Regions from separate parts of the Homo sapiens genome. Here region 1 is linked to region 2. The links are chromatin contacts, found by Hi-C in ENCODE. All regions are on one chromosome and are shown on one strand. Each heading gives the region's core, a stretch centred on a gene start or an enhancer-like site at or near the end of the contact. The rest is flanking DNA. Distances are from core to core; before and after follow the strand shown.

Region 1 (5,615 bases), core at 2,316-4,815, 3.5 Mb after region 2:
GTCAAGTAGCTTGCCTGGTGTTAGACAAGGCAGCATTCAAACCCTTGCAGTCTGGCTCCAGAGCCCCTGCCCTTAACTGCTGTACCACACTGTCTCCCAGTTTTTTGTTTGTTTGTTTTTTGAGATGGAGTCTTGCTCTGTCATCCAGGCTGGAGTGCAGTGGCATGATCTTGGCTCACTGCAGCCTCTGCCTCCCACGTTCCAGTGATTCTCCTGCCTCAGCCTCCCAGGTAGCTGTGATTATAGGCACACGCCACCACGCCCAGCTAATTTTTGTATATTTAGTAGAGATGGAGTTTCACCATGTTGGCCAGGCTGGTCTCAAACTCCTGACTTCAGGTGATCAGCTCGCCTCGGCCTCCCAAAGTGCTAGGATTACAGGCGTGAGCCACAGCGCCCGGCCCTGTCTCCCACTTTTAAAAGTCCATTGCGGCTGTGGTCCTGGCTCTTGGGGAGCTGACAAGAGGGCAACCAGAGACTGACATGGTCTTCAAGGGGAGGGAATGTGACCATAAGTACACTGGGTAGAAAAATAGAACAGGAAGCCCAGAGAGGCTCACCAGTCACCAGTCACCACTCAGTTGGTGCTGGGACTCATTGGTGACGGGGTCGGGGGGTAGGGTGGGGTGAAAGAAGGTGCTTTTCCAAGAGGTGCTGTTGTGTGCACAGAGACAAAGCAGAGCTGGGGCAGAAAGCTGGGAAGGCAACTTTCTTCTGAGGGGGGCCAGACCACTAGGCTGCCTCGGGAATGGGCAAACGGCCCCAACAGCCACTCCTAGGTATATACCCCAAAGAATTGAAAGCAGAGGCTCGGACAGATACTTGTACACCAATGTGTTTACAGCAGCATTCTTCACAATAGTCCAAAGGTAGAAACAACCCTTAAGTGTCTATCAATGGATGAATGGATAAACAAAATGTGGTATATCCATACAGTAGACAATTACTCAGCCTTAAAAGGAAAGAAACTCTGGCACATGCTACAACATGAAGATTATGCTAACTGAATAAGCCAGACACAAAAGGACAAATATTGCATGATTCTGCTTATATTAGGGACCTAGAATAGTCAAATTCATAAGAGACAGAACATAGAATGGTGATTACTAGGGGCTAGGGGGAGGGGAGAATGGGTATATTCTCTACCCTCACTCTGGGGGCGGGTTTGTGGGGGGGATTATTGTTTAATGGGTATGGAGTTTTGCAACATGAAAAGAGTTCTGGAGGTGGAGAGTGGTAATTGTTGCAGAATAATGTAAATGTACTTATTGTCACTGAATTATGCACTTAAAAATGATTCAAATGGCAAAAATTTTTAGGCTGGGCGCGGTGGCTCACGCCTGTTATCCCAGCACTTTGGGAGGCTGAGGGGGGCGGATCATGAGGTCAGGAGATCAAGACCATCCTGGCTAACACGGTGAAACCCCGTCTCTACTAAAAATACAAAAAAAAAAAAAAAATTAGCTGGGCGTGGTGGCGGGTGCCTGTAGTCCCAGCTAGTTGGGAGGCTGAGGCAGGAGAATGGCATGAACCTGGGAGGGGGAGCTTGCAGTGAGCTGAAGTCGTGCCACTGCACTCCAGCCTGGGCAACAGAGTGAGACTCTGTCTCAAAAAAAAAAAAAAAAAAAAAAAAAGCTAGGCATGGTGGCATGCGCCTGTAGTCCCAGCTGCTTGGGAGGCTGAGGCAGGCAGGAGAATCACTTGAACCCAGGAGGTGGAGGTTGCAGTGAGCCAAGATCGTGCCACTGCACTGCAGCCTGGTGACAGAAAGAGACTCCATCTCAAAAAAAAAAAAAAGAGATTCAAATGGTAAAAAATTTTAAAACACCACGAAAACAAAAACAAAACAGCCCGTGCAGCAGCCTGGTCCACTGAGCTTGCAGCCCAGACATTGGTGGTGGGTTTTGAGGTCTAAAAATAGGGCCTCCTATGGCAAAAATTGGTCACCTGGACAGGAACAGCAGTGAGAGCTTATTGCCTGAAGAGGGGGCAAGAGAGCTCTGGGACGGTGAGTTTCCTCACCTACCCCATCTCCCTTTCCCCCCTCCCTCCGTGTGTGCGTGCGTGCGTGCGTGCGTGTGTGTGTGTGTGTGTGGTGTGCACCTCACCACCCCACCCCACTCCAGAGCAGACAGACCGCCAGCCCAGCAGAAGCAACTGGGTGTGGCCTGACTCCCAGGGAGTCCTGGGGAATCCCTGCAACTGAGCAAATTTCGCTCCTGCCTCTTCCAGATTCTCCAGGGAGCTGTCCTCTCCTCTGAGGTCCAAGTTAGCTAGCCTATTCTCCAGTGAAAAAACTGATAGAAGGTATCCAGTTTTCAGGATTGTCTGGGGGGAAATGGAGGCAGTCCAGCAGAAAGATCATCGATTCAAGTGTAGCGGACTTGGGTTCAAATCCTGATTCTCCCACTTAGTAGAGTATGACCTTGGCCACAGTGTTTAACCTCTCTGTGCTTCAGTTTCCTTGGCTGTAAAACAGTACAGGGACCCATCTCAAAACTGTTGAGGATTAAATGAGATGTGCAAAGCACTTACAATAGTAAGTGTGAGATAAGCATCAGCTAGGATTACCTCATGAAGTGATTATTAAATGGTGAAAGGGTGGAAGCACCCAGTACCGTACAGGCCCTCAATCAGTGGTAGCTGATATAACGATGCTAATAATAACGATGAAGGTGCAGAGGCCCGAGAACCTAGCAGTCAGAGCAATGGCCAGAGGAATGTGGAGATGCCTAGTGCTGGCAGAGAAAGGAAAGCCCTGTTTCAGGGGCTCTAGGGAAGACAGTGGCAGCAAGTCCCTAGAGAGCACTGCTTGGCATCTCCTCTAGGTTGTTGCTCTGTGGCTCAGGCAGCCATTCAAATGCATGGGAAGGGAAGGAAAGAACCAGCAGTAGACATCCAGTGACACTGTTGGCCTTCCACCCATGGGAAACCTTCAGAGGAAGGGGAAGGGGCGGGGCCACCTTGGAGTCTCCAGGGACCAGCTGTACAGTAACAGCCTTTTTTTTATTATTATTTTTTATTTTCTCAATTCCTCCCCTCTTGGTGTCAAGCTTGTTTTTGTAGCTGGAGAGGAAAGGCATGGGCGGGGCTCGGCTGCACAGCACTTGGAACCACAAACCCGCCCCCAGAGTGAGGGTACAGAATGTACCCAGACTGCAAACCACACCCTTGTGGCTTGGGGAGGCCCCTGAGGTGGGCTGCGGAACTGTCACACTACATTGTTTGAGCCCTGCACCTAGCAACCAGCCTGGGAGCCTGCAGTGCTCAGACAACGGGGTGTACTCAGGGGCCAGGACTGAGTTAAAGGACCTTCTGCCAAATGGTCCCCCAGGACTAAGGATCCCTCTGATCGGAAAAAGAGGTCCATGGACCCCTGACACCCTCCTGGGACCAGATTAAGTCTGAAGCTGGCCTAGGAGAGGTTCCAGCCAAAGGCTACAGCCTGCAGACACTCCCAGTCACATCCAGATCCTCCTCCACCCCCAACCAATTTAGGGGAGCAGATTCTGCTTCCCTTTACCTGTCCTCCCCACCCCACTCCCTCTCAGGGAGGCCCCTCCTCCCAGGGAGGTTGCCCTCCCTCCCCCAGTCAGGGAGGCCTATGTAGGGTTTCCAGAGCAGTGAAGGGAGGAAACCAGATGGGACCTTTTGGGAGGGTGGAGACAGTTTTCCGAAGCCTGAAGTGACTTGAAAATGACAGAAGGTTGGGAGGGGGGCCAAACCCACAGCAGAGAGGGGAGGGACTTCCAGTTGGACGGGTTAGAGGAAGAAGGTCCTGTGAAACCCGGGTGAAATTCAGCAGGGATGAGTGCAAGGGGTTCGTTAGTGACAAAACCTAACAACATAATTTGGCTCGACACAAATAAACAAGGAAAACACCAAGTGAAGGAGGGAGTTGACCACAAGCTGAGTAAGATTCAGCGTCAAAATAGAGCACAGCTCACTTCTGTGGACCACATTTTCCAAAGCAAAGATCAGGACACATATTTGACAAGGATGAATGTACTTATGGGGAAACAAGCCCGAGTGTTTGAAGCTGAGACTCTCCCCAGCAAACATGGGTCCTAAGCTTGTTGAGACCATGCTCTGTGACAGTCTAGAGTCTTCATCAGACAGCCATGTCCATCATCTGGGGAAAAGGGAAAAGGCTCAGAATAGGAAGAAAGATGAAAGATGGGGCCTCGGGGCAGAGATTGGTGAAGTAGAGGCAGTGTAGTGAGGCGGAAAGAGTTCAGGCTTTGTCACTTAGTGGCTGTGCAACATCAGGAAAGTTACTTAACCTCTCTGAGCTCCAGTTTCTGCGTCTTTAAAACTTGGGTAATAATCTTTGCCCTAAAGGTTGTTGTGAAGATTTAAGTGATTCACAAAATATATAAAGCACTAAGCACATAGTAGGTCCTCAAGAAATGCTTGGCTGTCCATTTGGAGAAGGGAGAAATAAGATGAGAAGATTTTATAAGGAGGCTACTAAGCAGTAATTTTCCCACACTCATGGAAACTGGAACAAAAAGAAAGACTATGGCTGGAGTAGAAAGGATTTGGGTGGGTTTGGGAAGAACCTGGTGACTGTCAGAAGTTGCAAACTGGTGGCTAACAGACTGAATCCAGCCCTTGGGCAGGTTTTGTTTGGCCTGAACAGTGTTTTCCATAAATTTGAATTAGTTGCCAACCTTTTAAAAAGTGGAAGATTTCACATAAAAATCCACATATTGGCTTCTTTTGCAAAAAAGCAGAGAATCTAGCAACTCTGGACCCTCATGGCTGCATGGCAATGATTGTGGGAAGGGAGTAAGGGCCGTTTGTTTTAGAGGGTTTTTCATGCCAGTGCTTTGCAAACCGTAATGTGTGTAATTGCGACATCCAGACGGAGCAAATCCTTAGAGACAGAAAGTACAGCAGCGGTTGCCCATGGCTGTGGGGAGGGAAATGGGGACTGACTGCTAAAGGGTCTGGGGTTTCTTTTTGGAGTGATGAAAATGGAACCAGATAGAGGTGGTGGTTACACAACATTCTGAATATACTAACAACTTCTTAATTGTACACATTAAAAGGGTGAATTTTATGGCATGTGAATGATACTTTAATAGGGCTGTTATTTTTAAAATGCAAATGCTGATTCAGTAGATCCCAGCTGGGGCTCAAGATTCTGCATTTCTGACAAGCTCCCAGTTGTGGTTCATGCTGCCGGGCTTGGGACCAGCTCTGAGCAGCGAGCTCTTGCACTGCTGGTTTTCAGAGTCAGCTGCACATTGGAACCACCTGGGGAGTTTAGAAAAACACTCCTGCCTAGGTCTCACCCCCTGGGATTCTGATAACATTGGTGTAAGGTGAGACCCGGGTGTCCGGATTTGTAAAAGCTCCCCAGGTGATTATAATTTGCAGCCAATTTTGAGAACCACCCTCTTGTACCCTGGCCACTTTCCCCTTTCCCCTTACCTGCCTAGGCAGGCTCTCAGGCATTTGACCCCTGCTCTCCTCTAAACCCCAAAGCTTGGCTTCCAAGGCTGTGCCAGGGCGGCCAGCCCTGCCTGCCTCTCCACCTCCTCCCTGCCCACCCCTCATCCCACTGTAGTTCTGGGATTCTGAGGCCAAACCTTCATTGCCTCCCCCAC
Region 2 (5,701 bases), core at 826-3,325:
TATCTTATGCTAATTCATTGTGAAAATAAACTCAAATACATGTCCTAATCATGTGGCAGCAGTTAGTTATCATGTGGTCATACAGATACTTCAGAATATGCTTAAACACAAAAGTAAAACACATACTTGTAGAAACCTCACAGACTCTCTCATTAGACTCCGCTTTAAAAAAACACCCACCTCTTATAGTATGTGTAAAAGGTATATATATTTAAATTAGACCACCAGGCACAGTAGCTCCACCTGTAATCCCAGCACTTTAGGAGACTGAGTTGGGTCAATCACTTGAGGTCAGGAGTTCGAAACCAGCCTGGCAAACATGGCAAAACCCGTCTCTACTAAAAATACAAAAAATAGCCAGGTGTCGTGGCACATGCCTGTAATCCCAGCTACTCAGGAGGCTGAGGCAGGAGAATAGCTTGAACCCGGGAGGTGGGGGTTGCAGTTAGCCAAGATCGCCCCAATACACTCTAGCCTGAGCGACAGAGCAAGACTCTGTCTCAAAAAAATATAAAATAAAATAAAATAAAATAGACTATTTCGTTAGCTTCTTATTAACAGTTCCTGGTGCTATTACCTGAGTGCCTGCATTATCATGCAGCACTTGACTCTTGTTTCATTTGGATAATCAAGTCTCTTGTTTTTGGGGACTAAGCCATGGCCCATTCAGCCTCACTGGCCTCAGACCCCTGGGGATTGGTGCATTAGGGACCATAGAACAAACCATCATCAGCCTCACTTCCACAAGTTTTAAATTGGTCAGCCTCATTAGATATTAATGAATGATTCATTTTGAAAGCCACATACACAATGCAACACACCTTCTTGCAATCTCAATGAAAGAAAGCCGGCATGCTCAACAGTCAAACAACCAAGTAACTGAAGCAAGATAATGTATACATTTTAAAGGCACGTTGGAGAAGCTGTTTTCACTATAAGTTGCATTGGTAGGGCAAGGCACAGAGTTTAATACTGAATGGGGCTTGTTTTAGTGACAACCCCCCACTTCTCCTGCCCTCTTTCTCTTCTTCCTCCTGCCTTCTTTCATTTTTCCCCTCCTTTCCGCCTATTTAAGTTCTATGCTTTCCTGAAGGATCAATGTAGTTTCTTCATAAATATAGTTAATGCAAAGAATTGCTTTTATTGAAGAATTATGCTCTTATATGAAAATGTGCTTCCTTTTATAAAATAATATTAGGTAGTTTTAAAAATTGTCTTCTTTGGGCAAAGTAAGAAATTAGTAATCTTGGGGTTTCCTCTATTTTTTTTTAATCTTACGCATCCAAGAACAGGAATCACTTGCCCAGAATATAGAGAAGAGAGATGAGATAAACAGCAAAGTACACTATATAACACCTAACAAGTTGATTCAAGTTGAACAAGTTAAGCTCCATAATATATTTTCTACGGGAGGGAGGGGGCAAATTAGCAGGTGTGCCTTAGTCTCCTTTGGGAGTCAGGGAAGGCTTCACTGAGGAGATAACGTTTGAGCTGGAGTTTGAAGGATTAGCAGGGGAGAAATGGCAGGGCATTCCAAGCAGGGTGCCTATGAGCAAAAGGCGCAAAGCACAAAAGAGTACGACGTGTCCAGCAGCTCTGAGTAGGCGAGTGGCTGCAGCGTAGGGTTCTTGGAGTTAGGTGATCAAGGGTGAGGAAGGGACTATTTTCCCTGCTTGGACGATTTCTCCTACACCTCATTGCACGGTGCTGGGCACACACTGCAGGAGCTCAATAAATACTTGTTGAATTGGGACAGAATGAAAGAGTGCGCTGGGAACCAGGGCATCTGGATGTTTTCTCACGCACCCGCAGTGTGACCTTGGCCAAGTCCCTTTTCTGGGACTGCGGTTCCTGCTTAGTAGTCGAGTACGAGTGAGAAAGCGGAGGAGGAGGTTGGCCAGAGGCGCCTAGCCTTTCTAGCGGCCTGAATCCCTGATTCGATGCGTAGAGGGCGGGGCGGGCCGCTTGGGGCCGCGGCGGGCGGAGGTTCAGTTCCTCCTCCGGTCCAGCAGGGGGCACGGGGAGTGGCTTCCCGCCGCCCTTCCCCTCCTTGCGGGCGCCGGGCAGACTGCTGCAGTCGCAAGCGGCGAGCGCAGTGGGCGGGGCGGGCCTGGCCGGGCCGGGCGGCGGCGCTGCGCTGACGGGCTGAGTCTGGCGGCGGCGGAAGCTGCAGAGGCCACCGGGGCGCTAACTGGGTGGCCGGTGGGCCGCTGTGGCCTCGAGCAGCCTCTTCGCGCGGCCCCGCACCCCGGCAAGCAGCAGCGGGCCGCGACGCCCAGCCTGCCAGTGAGCTGCGACGGGCACACCCCGGAGCGTCGGCGACTGCGGACAGGTTAGAGTGGGGGCAGGGGCGGGCGCGGGAGCAGCCCAGGGCCAGAGAGGGAGCCCGAGCCAGGCCATCTCCAACCATGTCCGACGAGGCCTCGGCCATCACTTCCTACGAGAAGTTTCTAACCCCCGAGGAGCCCTTCCCACTCCTGGGACCTCCTCGCGGGGTGGGCACCTGCCCGAGCGAGGAGCCGGGCTGCCTGGACATCAGCGACTTCGGCTGCCAGCTGTCCTCCTGCCATCGCACCGACCCGCTCCACCGCTTCCACACCAACAGGTACGAACTGCACCTGAGGGCAGGGGTGGATTTTCCACTTCTGGTCGCCCCCCGCTCCTGATCCTTCGTCCCGGGCTGCGCTTCCAGTCGCCCCCTCCCCCACCTGCTTTCGACCAGCGCTCATTCCCGGCCTCCTTCCCTGCCCCCCCTCCCTATTTTCACCCCTGCCCTCCTATTTTCCTTTCGACCGGCGTTTTACTCTCTTTTCCTCATTCATATTCTGGCTATAGCGACTCCTCCCTTCCCTACCTTCTCCCTCCCTTGCTTCCCTTCCCTCCCCCCATCTGTACCCTACGAATCCCAAACCCCCACCCTTGATTTTTAGATACGCCCCTGTTTGCATCCATCTGCAAAAGTTTAACCCCTTCCATTTCCGGTACGCTGTAGAGGAATTTGGATGGCTCAAGATCAATCCATAGATCTTTTGAAAAGTGGCGTTGAAAGGTGGAACATTTAAAGCTAGAAGCTTCATTTTCCCTATTTTTAATCTGTCTCACAGTCCTGTTCCCCCCGCCGCCACCACCCCTACCCCATTTTTTTTTTTAGTTGAGCGCTAGGAAACTAGTCGATTCTCTCTTTTTTTCCTCCTCCTTTATTAACTGTTTGCCTTAGCGCTTTAGGCTCTGCCAAAATTGGTAAGCTTAAATCTGGAGGATTCCTTCATATGACATATCCCTTGGTTTCCTTCCCCTTTGAAGAGACAGAGTAAGGCTTAGGATGGACTGACTTACACAAATTTATTCAGAGGGTGTATCTCCTCCTAACTGATTTCAGTAGAAGGTAGTGTTCTGGAGACTTCTCTCATGCAAGCATTTACGTGTTAGATCAAATCTTGGGGGGTGGGTTGAAGACGTTCTAGATACAGCCTCAAGTTTTAACATAGGTGGATATTTGAGATACATATACAAAGGGCTGGGGGGGTGTGTGGTTAAGGCTCTAGGAGAGGGGTTCAGCTATGGAAAATACTGGAGATAAATTAAGAAATCTAGTTCTGACTTCTGATCCAAGTTTATGATGTGAGTTTGATCAAATTCTTCCATATTTTAATGTCTTTAGCATATTTCTCCCCTCCCTTCCCTTAAATCAGTCTGTAGATTGAATGAGCTTCTACCAGATACAAGGAATGTGTAAAAGATGTTTCTTACATAAATGAAAGTTATAGTCTATGGAAACAAGGTGTTATAGTTAAATAATCAGAATATCAGTATAACACATCTCAAAAGGAAGTGGCAGTAAATTTATTATGACTACTCTAAATCGTCATTGCAAAAAATGAAGAAACAGGCCCAGAAAGAAAAGATTGAGTTCAAGGTCATAAAACCTAGTCAAGCAAATCCAAGACTATTCCTTTGAAGCCAATGATTAAACTTGGAGCAGAACTAATTGATCCAGTGTTACAAATAGAACTTATGGTTTCCTAGACCAACTCACAGAAGCCTATTTAACCCCTGATGTCACTGTAATGTGAATGTAACATATTCATGAAATCAAGTGTGCTTAGGGTTATTTATGTTGAAAAATAATGTAAAAGAATACCTTTGTACATATTTGGCATTTAAGTTTTGCAGCCTTGGAGCAAGTCACATACCCAGGAAAGTTAAATAATTTCAGAATGATCCTGCTGTGATGATGAGGGCAAGGGAGTGAGGGCAGAGGCTGTGGGTAAGTACTGCCAAAACTGGGTAGAGGTGATGGGGAGTGAAGTTATGAGAATAATATGTTTCTTACAACTTGTTCTGTTCCTTCCTCCTCCCCGTTTTTTCCTGTGTTTTCTTTCCCTTAAAGACTGTGGTGAGGTCAGGACTGTTTTTCAATGGGGCAGTGAGGAGGGGAGAAGGAGGTTCTTTGCAAGCCCCAGTTTTTCCAAGTCAAGCATTTTTCCTAGTTACTGCTTGCTTTTTTTTTTTTTTTTTTTAACTTCCCTCTCCTACCCTACTTTTCGCAAGGCTTGGCATGGTGGCAGGGGTTCTAATGCTCTGTATCCTTTTCAGCAGAGAGTAGGGGAAGCAAAATTAGCGATATTCACAGCACATGATGTTTCTGTCCTAGGCTACCTTGCCTTTTAAATGTATTATCCTTCTGCAATGTTCTGCTTTCTTACCCCTCCTCAAGATGGTGCTTGAGAGGACCATAGGCTTCCAGCCATTTCTTTTCAGGGAGAAGCACACAGCTAAATCATATATCGGGCAAAGTTTAGGGAGTTCTTTTATTTTGGAGTTGTATGTGTCACTTTTTTCCTTCACATCACATCATTTGTCAATTCAGGCAACAACCCAAAAATCAGATTTCAAATAGTTGAGTGCTGAAATTCTGCCTTGGGTTTAGTGATTGTAAAACAAATTTTCATTGGAAGTAGGAAGCTTGTTAATTGGTAGATATTTGACTTAACCTTAATTTTGCTTCCTTCTTGGTACCTGATAAGAAAAATGTGGAGATTTTAAAAATAATGCACTTGATAAGGACCTTATGATTATGACAATTTTGTGCCTACTCATTTACTGGATTCTGGGCTATATTTGCAATTTTCATTAACAAAGACAGTCACAGCACTAACAGTCCCTGAGGTTGAATGGTTGCAATATTCAGATTTTTTTTTTTCTTTAAAGACAGAGTCCTGCTCTGTCATCCAGGCTAGAGTGCAGTTGCACAATCTTGGCTTAGGGCAACCTCCGCCTCCTGGGTTCGAGCGATTCTCCTGCCTCAGCCTTCTGAGTAGCTGGGACTATAGGCGTGTACCACTATGCCTGGCTAATTTTTATATTTTTAGTAGAGACAGGGTTTCACCATGTTGGCCAGGCTGATCTTGAACTCCAGACCTCAGGTGGTCCACCCACGTTGGCCTCCCAAAGTGCTGGGATTACAGGTGTGAGCCACCGCGCCCGGCCCAGTATTCAAATTAAAGTCATTTGTGATGTAGGTTGGTATGTCACTGGTCTAGGTTCAGTAGAAAATACATTACATGGACACAGCCAGTTTCCTAAGCATTCATACCTTAAGACCTACATGGATTGGTCTAGAATTTTAGGAAAATAGAATAAATTTCAATAAGCCAAAAAAGTGAATGAATTTTTTAAAAATGTGAAATGTCAGTGTGGA

The links. A loop is a pair of places that touch in the nucleus more often than their neighbours do. Pooled maps may share reads with other maps.
Region 1: a pooled map shows a loop between it and region 2 (7-fold over the local background). The contact joins the enhancer-like site here to the promoter of FAM199X in region 2. A Hi-C loop is called at or near these places in 3 of 50 pooled maps.

The regions. Positions count from the first base shown.
Region 1 is chrX:107,671,071-107,676,685 of GRCh38, forward strand. No RefSeq gene overlaps it. Among named protein-coding and RNA genes, the nearest start is that of PRPS1, 45 kb to the left of the region's middle. RefSeq lists silencers at 2,068-2,117, 5,285-5,344 and an enhancer at 2,872-3,071. Within about 2 kb of position 3,566, at least 34 of the 41 ENCODE cell types and tissues checked have a DNase peak (open chromatin) inside an H3K27ac peak, as active enhancers do.
Region 2 is chrX:104,164,378-104,170,078 of GRCh38, forward strand. FAM199X (family with sequence similarity 199, X-linked) reads left to right here and starts at 2,076. Exons shown (of 6, transcript NM_207318.4): 1 at 2,076-2,605. The coding sequence starts at 2,409. RefSeq lists a silencer at 1,864-2,353 and an enhancer at 1,918-2,418.